2 separate regions of the Mus musculus genome follow, and region 2 is linked to region 1. The links are chromatin loops, found by intact Hi-C in ENCODE. Cell type or tissue: heart. All regions are shown on one strand.

Evidence for each region. Hi-C counts contacts between places; a loop is a spot of excess contacts. Peaks named below come from ENCODE experiments on the same cell type or tissue, not always from the same donor. Only the 100,000 strongest peaks of a DNase experiment are listed, where the experiment ranks them.
Region 2: it touches region 1 in a loop (8-fold over the local background); 2 of 42 quality-filtered maps call a loop at or near these places.

Annotation. Positions count from the first base shown.
Region 1 is chrX:135,567,753-135,572,752 of GRCm38, reverse strand. No RefSeq gene overlaps it. Among named protein-coding and RNA genes, the nearest start is that of Nxf7, 29 kb to the left of the region's middle. In heart, a CTCF peak has its summit at 3,106 (motif pointing left); no DNase peak of the experiment used is centred here.
Region 2 is chrX:135,795,119-135,800,118 of GRCm38, reverse strand. It overlaps Gprasp1 (G protein-coupled receptor associated sorting protein 1), which reads right to left. Exons shown (of 11, transcript NM_026081.5): 5 at 3,783-3,977; 6 at 3,082-3,170; 7 at 2,490-2,566; 8 at 2,255-2,331; 9 at 2,025-2,096; 10 at 1,646-1,728; 11 at 1-1,371. The coding sequence starts at 1,059. Among named protein-coding and RNA genes, the nearest start is that of Mir1970, 11 kb to the right of the region's middle. In heart, a CTCF peak has its summit at 2,786 (motif pointing right); a DNase peak (open chromatin) is centred at 3,978; H3K4me3 peaks cover 1,692 bases; H3K27ac peaks cover 1,637 bases.

The DNA.
Region 1 (5,000 bases):
AGGAGAGCTTCAGTTCATCTTCAGGGAATCTAAGTATTTATACTTGCAGGGTCTGAGTCTAGTATTGTGTCAGGTGGGAGGGGTTAACAGTGTGCTGTAAGTCACTGGGAGAGAGTCTTTGTAGTCATTTGCCTGCAGAACACAGGGGAGAGGGAGGGTAGCCTCTCCTGTTTCCTAGGTGCAGGTTAAGACCAATGTACTGGGAAAACGGCATAGACATTTGAAGGTGAAGAATCGATCTGAACTTCCTGGTGTATCTCAAACAAATAGCGACAGGTTACAGATTGTACATAGCAAATGAAACTACACACTGACTTGATAATTTGTAATTGGGAGTCCCTTGTAAGCTGCCATTGGGGAAAGGTTTCTATATACGGCAGAAAAACCAGAACTCATAAAGGAAGCTGGTGGGAGTAATGACAGATGAATTTATATTCTTACACACAAGTCTGAGAAAGTAGCAGAAAGGAAATTGAAAATTCAAGAGAGGCACCGGGCAAAGAGAGAATGTGTATTGTTCATATCATGTTTCTGACATACAACGAACGGAGCTGTGTACAGGATGCAAATCTGATAGTGGCGATGTGGTGATGGAAGACTATAACAGCAACACTTGAAAAACCAAGAAAGGCAGGAAGATCAAGAGCTTCTGGCTAGCTTGGATGACGGTGTGACCTTCTAGGAAAGGAAAGTGCTAGGCCAAAGGAACACACAAGGAGCCCAGTGTCAGCAAGAGAAACATGGAAAAGCAGGTGGCCTCTGAATGTGTCAAATAGACCAAGCCCAGTTTCTAGGAAGGCAAATGCATGTGTTCCAGCTGCTGAAATGTGGCATTCTTCCCTCAGTGTGGTCCCTTCTACCCCAAGTCTGCTCACTCTGCCTATCTTTGCAGAGGACTCTCCTCTCACTCATGCAGACAGCATATGGAATAATGGTCGAGCTCCCGTGGAAGACAGTATTCTGCTACAGGGAGTGTTCAATATATAACCAAAGGGAAGTGTCCAAGAGGTAACCAAAGGGCAGAGTGTCCAAGAGGTAACCAAAGGGCATGTGTAATGTTCTTTGGCCATGTCCTTTCAAGTTTCCCTGAGGTAGAGATTTAATCCCAACACTTTGAAAACCGAGGCAGGGGGATCAAGACTTTACAGAAATGGGAAGAACAGGAGACCAAGAGTGTCTCCACTGGTGTCACTAGTGATAGTATAATGTCAGTGTCTCCATGCACCAGCTGATTTAACCAAGAGTCAGGCACACAATGTGTCACTGGATAGTCATAAAGCACCAGGAAGCTCGCTGTGTTCCTTTGTGTTGTGCCTAGGAGATAGTGAGGTTTCAGAATTCTCAGCAACCTACATATGAATATACTGTGTGACCTTGATCCAGCTATTCCACTCCTTGGCAGGCACATGTCCAAAAGATCCAACATCCTACCCCACGGATATTTGTTCAGCCATATTCCTTACCACTTGATTCACACTATCTAAGGCATTAAGGTAACACCCTTAATGTCCTTCAGCAGATCCACGGACAATGATGATTTGGTACTTGTTGCGTGCCGTCCAGCAGCTCTCGAGGAATGGGGTTTGGCTGAAGTGGCAGACTGGAGCTGAAAGAAAGGGAACTAGATGGACGAGAGAAAGAAGGGAGCTAAGACAACAAATGTCCTGATCAAAGCTCAATTTTACTATTCGGAGCACCGGGTTATGAAGAAGTGGGGAGGGGCCCATTCCTGCCAAATCATCCTTGGAGTCCAGTTGCAGGTGACCACGATTTGTCTCCGGAACAGCTAGGCAGCAGGTAGTAGCAGGGGGAGTGGCAGATGGATAGGGTGGCAGGCTCCACCCCCATGCTCTCCTAGTGCTAACAGTCAATCCTGATCAGGCTGAGTTGGGGAAGTTACAGGTACTTGCCTGCTAGTACTGAATACTGTTCAGCTGGAAAGAAAAATGAAATCATGAACGCTGCAGCCAAATGGTCTGAACTAGAAAAGAAAGGCATTGGGTGAGGTAGCCCAGACCTAGAAACATGAATGCCACAGGTTCCCAATTGTCTGTGGTTCCTAACTCTAGAGCCTTGGATGTGAGTATATGTCTTGGATTACCATAGAAACCATGAAAGCATAAAGGACCATAGTGCTGAACATGCAATATGAAAAGGAAACTTGAAAAAAAAATAGGGTGAGCTTAAAGAGGGAGCAGACATAAATAGCAATAAGGACACTTGAGATATCCACAGTGCACTTATTATTTTATATTTACAAAACATTACATGTACATATGAACATTCATTTTTTAAATAAAATTCTTCCTCTAAGAGCCATAGACTGCTGAAAAATAAATGCACAGTACCAGGCATGAATAATCTCCTTTCGAGTTTTTGCTCAGAGGAGTCCAGGAGACGGCCACAGACAATATGATTTATCATCACTCCCCTTTTTTTGCCTCCCAGAATTTAAGAAAAGCCCATATTGTTGAAGACACCTGGCACTTTGGACATAGGGCTGCGAGGACTCAAGCTAGGTCTGACTAAAAGCATCCTCCTGTGGGTCTAGCTGACACAGTATCAGAAGGTGCTATGCAAGTAGCCACGTGCAGAAAGCAATAACCCCAGCATTGTTGCCTATGAATCTTAACAATGACCAGCATTGTCCTAAATGTGCAATAGCGGCATTTAAACAGCATTTTCCTAAATGTGCAATAGTGGCATTTAAATCATGGGGAAAAGCAGCAATTGGACTGACGGCTTGATCAATAGGAGACAGATCACATGTGCTACTAGCCAACTACTCTTGTCCTTTGAGGTTATGCCCCATAAAGGAGAACATGCTACAGGCACTTTCTCCTGTTTCTCTTGGTTCTTCTTGAATCAGGGTAATTCCTCACTGCTTTCCAAATACTTATAGCCACAGACAAGTGCTGATATCGCTACTCATTAAATATATCCTCTCTTCGGGTGATGGCAGCCAAAGACATGGCCCAGCAGTTCAGTGCACTGCAGCTCTTCCAGAAGACCTGTATTCAATGCCTGAGCTCCAATATGTTGGCAAACATCTCTGTGAGATTGCAGCAACAAGGGGTCTGCCTCCCTCTACTGGCATGTTAGGGAACTGCATGTCCATGCACAGAGTACAGAGACCTTGGTCCAGGCCTAACTCCCATGCACACAAAAAGATAAAATAAAACAAAACCTAAAAAAAATTAAAATGTAAATTGTTTTTCTTTCACACAGAGACCATTGCTGAAATCTGTAGTGCTCCAAACTCAGAGAAAAACTTATTTTGGTTGCCCAGGCCAAACTGATACATCCACATACAACACAACCCTAATATGCTAGGCACAGAGACCATAGTGGGAGAGAAGGCAGAAAGTGTAAGATACCAGGAAGGTCTGGTGCAAGATTGGACCTTCTATCCATGTCAGGGAAGCTACACCCACAACAGCACTAAGAACACACAGCAGGTAAGAGGCTATCAATTTTTAGGAGGAACAGAGGTGACAGGACAGGGGTTGGAGAGAGGAGTGGGGGATGGTGCAACTCTCCTTTAATTAAAAGAATTTAAAGACCTAGGTACAAAGCAGCAGAGCCAGATCTAGAGAACACAACCTGTTGTGAAAGAGAAAATACACACTTACATTCTGCCAGTCACAAGCAATGGCCATCCCCAGCAGAACTAGCAGTTAGCAACGGACAAACCCAAGAAGTGCAGGGCAGGCAGCAGCTGACAGGAAGCACAGTATTATCCCAAAGAGCCACACATTCTCCACTGTTTCTGTTTGCCAGAGTTTCAATTCCACCAGATGGAGCCAAGAGGTCTCTCCCTTGTGTTCCTTGGGGAGACTGGGGTAGGTGGATACCTTGGTGGCAGAGAATCAGAGGAGAGAGGCTGCACAGTGTAGAGATACAGAAATGCACAACGCATTGAGACCTCCAAGCTCTGTCTGTGTAATGGAAGCCATCTTGGGGTCTCCAGAGAACACCCCTGATGTCCCTCAGTGCTGAGAATTGCCTCCCACTCAGGCAGCAAAGTGTATAAATACATTCTGGAAGTTGTGGGCACTCAACAAGAAGGTGGGCAGGAAGAGACCTCTAGCCCTCAGAGAAAAGGACACCACATATACATGCCAACCAGGTTTAAACAGGTTTAAACTGGACTTGTGGAGAGCCAAGCCCATTCAGCAGCCTGGGCTCACTTCAACAAACTGTGTGGGACAGAGTAGCAGTCATTGCTTATAGTCAGAAAAAGTTTGTATGTAGAGATTGAGTAAACTGTGACACATACTAAGGAAGGGACCTGTCTGTCAACAGATACACGCTAGAGATGTGGGAACCAAGAAAACCACAGAGAAGAAACAGCTACCAATAGATTCGATACAAAACCAACTGTTAGATGTCCACAGTGCATGACTGGATGGAGACTGTCAGCAGACACATACAGTATCCTAAAAGGAACAAAATGAGAATTTCACTGGAATGCTCAAGGTCTCTTTATGAGCTGCTGCTCACACTCCAAATCTAAGAATCACACAGGCTGGTGGGTGGCTTGTGATGATGTGGTTTCTCTCCACACAAGAAGCCAGGAGCTGTATATCTGTCTCCACAAAGGAAAAGGAAAGAGCTACTGGACTTAATAGGTGAAGAGTATTCCCAATCGCTCCATTTGCATCAGAGGAGGAACGGAGGAAAATTAGAGATTCTTGGGGGTGGAATCAAGAAGCCTGGTGGACAAGTCATAGAGCACTGTGTTCACCACTGCAGTCCTGGAAGTGGAGAAGAGAGAAACTACCAGGAAAGCATGCGTATAGTGTATTAGGTGTGGGTGTCTGTGTGTGAGTGCATATGTTAGGTTTGTGTGTGTGTGTGTGTGTGTGTGTGTTAGGTGTGTGTGTGTTAGGTGTGTGTGTGCATGCATATGTTAGATGTGTGTGTGCATACATATGTTAGGTGTGTGTGTATGAATGCATATGTTACGGGTATATGTGTGCATGCATATGTTAGGTGCA
Region 2 (5,000 bases), 230 kb before region 1:
GGACTCTTTCTTATTTGTATCTATAGCTCCAGACATGGCATCACTGCAAGCTTCTCGCTTGGCCTGCTGCCTGGCCCTCATATTGACCCCTTTCCTGGCTCTGGGTTTGGATCTAGATTTAGCCTCTTCTCCAGACCAAAACAAAGATTTTGTAGGATTTTCACATTCAGACCCAGAAGTGGATTCAACACGGACTTCTTTCTTAGACCTAAACCAGGACCTACTATTGGGCTCTTCTTTGGGCTTAGACCAGACTTTGGTCTTGTCTTTGGGCCAGAACCAGGGAGTTTTACCAGACTCATCCTCAGAATCAGAACTGGAAATATTATAGAACTCTTGTTTGTTTTTGTGCCTAGGCATGGTATTTGCCTCTTGTTTGGCCATATGCCTGAACCTGTTATTGGCCTTCATGCTTTTCCTAGGACGAAATCTTGTACTGGCTTCATCTCTATTCCAAAAGGAGGGACTTCCTGAGGGTTTATCTGCCCATTTGAAATCGGAATTCTCATAGGCCTCTCCTTTGGGGACAGGCCTGGCACGGTACCAGGACCCCATATTGGTTCCCTCCTCTGAGCCATAGGAAGGCTGGAATCCAGCTGGAGAATTAGCCTTTTTGGGAATACTCTCAGTGTCCATATTAGCAAGTTCTCTATCTACAGGCAGGCACTTAGCTTGAGCAACCATCCCAGAATCATTACTGAGCAGTGGAGGGTCTGCAGCACTGATCTGACATTGCTTTCCCATCTTTGACATGGACTCGCCACGAAACTTATTTGGGGCCCACACTTGGGCATCATGCTTGGATCGAGCAATAGGGATTGCCTTAGGTTTACATTTGGCATATGCCCCACCTGGTGTACTGGTTTCACCTTTAGGTCTTGCTCCAGGGGTACCCTTAGGCTTCACTTTGGGCCTTGCTCCAGTCATGATTTGTGTCCTAACCTTGGGTCTGACCACCAATGGGGCTTCAGGCTCTACTTCAGCAGCATTAGCATTCTCATCCCCAGGCTTATTTTCAGCCTTTGCCTGGGCACCAGGCTCAACCTCTGCCCTAGTCATAGTACAAGTTCAATCAAGTCTACTGTATATGACTTAACAACAGTGAGCCTTCACTAGAGATCTGTTACAGGATAGCTCTGCACGACGATCTTAGATAAGTGAGGGTATGAGATTACAAAGAATTAGCCTGAAATGACAATTCAGCACTCAGTGAGGCTCCTACCCAAGCAGTCTCAGTCAATAACACAGATACACTGCAGAAGAGCTGAAATCAAGCTGGAGGACGATGGACAGGTCCTGGGTGAGTGCAGACCTGATGATTGCACTGGTCAGCAGCAACCTCAGCACCACCAAGCAGCCACGGCAGGCGACCTAGGAGAGAGAAGCACGGGGAAATCAGGCCTACGCAATTCTGTTGCCTCCTGGAGAAACTTACAAAGAGACGCTGGTGCGTAATGCTGAGGGGAAGAGCTCAGCCATGAGAAAATCCCTGTGTTCCTTTTGCCTGCTGGGAAACAGGTACAGAGTCCAGGAGAAAGTGCACACACTAGCAATGGACAGAGAGGGGATCCCCAAGTCTCACAGTAGTCACTCTGGGGTGATTGAGACTACCCCACCTAAAAGTGAACCCCTCTCCCATACCCACCTTCACAGATGTGGTGCAGGTCTCCCCTCTTCTCTGCGTTCAAGTGGTGTTAAAGACCAACAGCTGACTCACTGCAGGGAGTCCTACAAGTGCATAAAACAAAATGGAGTCTCAGTGCTTGGAAGATGGGCACAGATCCCTGAACCCAAACAAACAACAACAAAACCATGCCTGCTTCTGTCTAAAGTCTCTGTTCCCTGGTCTTCTCCTGCGGGTCATAGTCTAACTCACACCTACCTCAATATTCTTAATATCCCTAAAAGGAAATAAAGGATGCCACACCATTGAGCAAATTAAGGGGGCAGTGATCTGAATTTGGTTAGAATCTGAATTTGCCTCCTCAGTGGCTGGCTCCTGCACTGCCCTGAGTCTCACCAACCTCCAAGATCTGAGACAGTCGCCTTGAAGCCTTCTTCCCTTGCTTGAAGAACTGACCAGCCTTAAAGCAGGACTGTGGACAAAGACATGAAAATGTCTGACAATCAGGAAATGATGGCAGCAGCTTTGTGCAAATTAAGGGGACAATAAAGGCATCGGGCACCCTCTTGGGTTAGAGCAATCTGAATTTGCCTCCTCAGTGGCTGGGTCCTGCACTGCCCTGAGTCTCACCAATCTCCAGAGATCTGAGACAGTCGCCTTGAAGCCTTCTTCCCTTGCTTGAAGAACTGACCAGCCTTAAAGCAGGGCTGTGAACAGAGACATGAAAATGTATGACAATCAGGAAATGATGGCAGCAGCTTTGTGCAAATTAAGGGGACAGTAAAGGCATCGGGCACCCTCTTGGGTTAGAGCAATCTGAATTTGCCTCCTCAGTGGCTGGCTCCTGCACTGCCCTGAGTCTCACCAATCTCCAGAGATTTGAGACAGTCGCCTTGAAGCCTTCTTCCCTTGCTTGAAGAACTGACCAGCCTTAAAGCAGGGCTGTGGACAAAGATGAAAATGTATGGCACTTATATGATGGTAGCAGCTGATCATGTTATGAATGTCACCAAGGATATGAACCAGATCATGTGTCTTTCAGCATTTAGGGTCCTACTGCTGGAACATTCTAGATTTATTTAGCCTGGCTGTAGGGCTCCTGAGGTAACACCCACTTCCTGATGTCATCCTTTAGTCCCTTCTGCAATGTTGAAGATCCGCCACTAGGTGGCCATATTTCCCTTCCTTGCGCAGCAAAAAATGGGGGAAGGGCGCAGCACATTCTAGAAACCAGGTTCTGAAGTGGTCCTTGGATTTATGACTCCGTCATCATCCCCAAACCATCTTTTCAGACCCCAGATTTGGGAGGGAGGGGAAAGGCAGTGTGGAAGGTACCTACAAGGTTGTGAGAAATGAGATTAGGAGACACTAATGGATATCCCACCTGTTCTGGCCAGTCACCCCACCCTTTTTGCATCTCCACTCACTGTCTGGTGCCCATCCCCATTACTACACACCTCCAGAAATCCACGCCATTTTCCTGTTCCTCTTTTCTCAAGCTTCTGGTCTATAGATGCTCACCGTGGCTTGCCAGAATATGCCAGACCTACCATGCAGACAGGTCACTTTCCATCAATCAGAAGCCTGTGGGGAGTGACAGCACCCAGGATGCAGGGTACCAGGGCCCCTCTCAGGAACCAGTTCAGAACCTAATAGCTGAGGCGACTCACCACCCACCAGCTGAGCTGGCCCCAATGCTGGACACTTGCCCCACACCCACACCTGTGGGCTTTAGCCCCCACCCCCACTCCAGTATGGCCGGCCATTTCTCTTGCAGCCGCCTTCCTCGGACCTGTGGGCTCCCAGATGCCCCCCCCACCCCCGCATCGCCATTTCAACAGCAGCCGCCTACCCCATAACCCTTATAGGGCCCAGAGATTACGGAGGGCCGGGTATGGGCGCTCAGAAAGCCAACTGCCAGGCGGTCAGTAGGCTGTGCTAGTCTGCAGATCATCACACCCAGCAGCAGCTCCATTCAACCCTGGTGCCTGGGGCTCCGCAGGGGTTCCCGCCTCCTCCCCACCACGGTCTGGGGTCTCCGGGCACCGCGCACACTCCAGGGAGCAGCTGCGACCTCTTTGCCTCCACTGGACTGTCAGGGCCAGGCAGTTGTTTGCAGTGCGCGACCGCCCAGAGCCCTCGACACACCCCCACTTGCCTGGCCAGGCGCACGGCCCAGGTCCCTGGGCTCCCCCACGTCCGACTCCTATTCCTGGGTGTTCTCTGTCCTCGGCGGATCCTCTCACTGGTCTTTAACGCTTTGCGCGCGAGTGGAATGGCAGAGATGTGTCCTGTCCCCACGCCTCTGCACCAAACAGGCAGGGGCTGCGTAGACTGCGGCAAGCCAGCTCGCCTGGAGGGTGTCGGGAAGGGGGCGGAGGGATACTGCGCACGGGGCTCTACGCCCCCTCCCGAACCCACTGTAGTTCCGACTCGGAGTGGGCGGGGCCAGACAGCCCCACTCCTCTTGGAGGGGTGGGTTGCACCGGTTAGGCGTCTGCAGACCCCTGTTCACCCTAACCAGAGACCACCACCACTTTTTTTTTGGCGCCACAACAGTGTGTGGGATGGCTAAGATCTAGAGTCTATGAGGGTTTTGGGGAGGGGGGGACTATAGGGAGGAGAAGGTCTGCAGTTAGGGAGCAGGGGGGAGCAGCGGAGGGATACTGAGTGAGAACCTTGATACATCTGTATTTCAGAACGAGGCTGGACAGTGCCTGCCCCTCCCTGTACTCCCTCTTTGCTTCCCCCTCCTCTGCCTCCTCATATGACGCCAATGGAAGGGGAGGGGGACTGCTTGTACTGCAGCCTGAGAGGGGACAGGTGACCTAGCAACAGCCAGCCAGCCAGTAGGTTCCTGTTGATTCTCCCATGTTTTCTTTTACTGGTTCATGCAACCATGAAGGGAGGGCACTCCTGTCTCTATGGAATCCAAAGTGGGGCCTCCATTACATTCCCCACCATTGCCCCTCTTCCAAAAGGAAAACCAAACTACACCTTCTGGCCTAGTAAATCAACCACAGGTTTGGGCCAACAGTCAATTCTTTGTGCCACAGTGTGTGTGTGTGTGTGTGTGTGTGTGGTGGTTGGGGTGTGTGTGCCTGCGTTCCCCCATGTTTGTGCGTGTCCGTTTGTGTGTATGGTGGTGGTGGTGGTTGGTGTGTTGGTGTGTGTGTGTGTGTGTGTGTGTGTGTGTGTGTGTTGTGTGATTCTAAGTAGCAATACCTCTCTGGGGAAAAAAAGGGGAGTGTCATTAAGCACAAACTAAGGCTATTGCGCTTGCCCATTTAGAGATTTATTTAAGCACCTACCCAGTGTTTCACAGAATAACAACCCATGATACATAAAGATGTTATTTGGCCAAGGAAAACTGAGG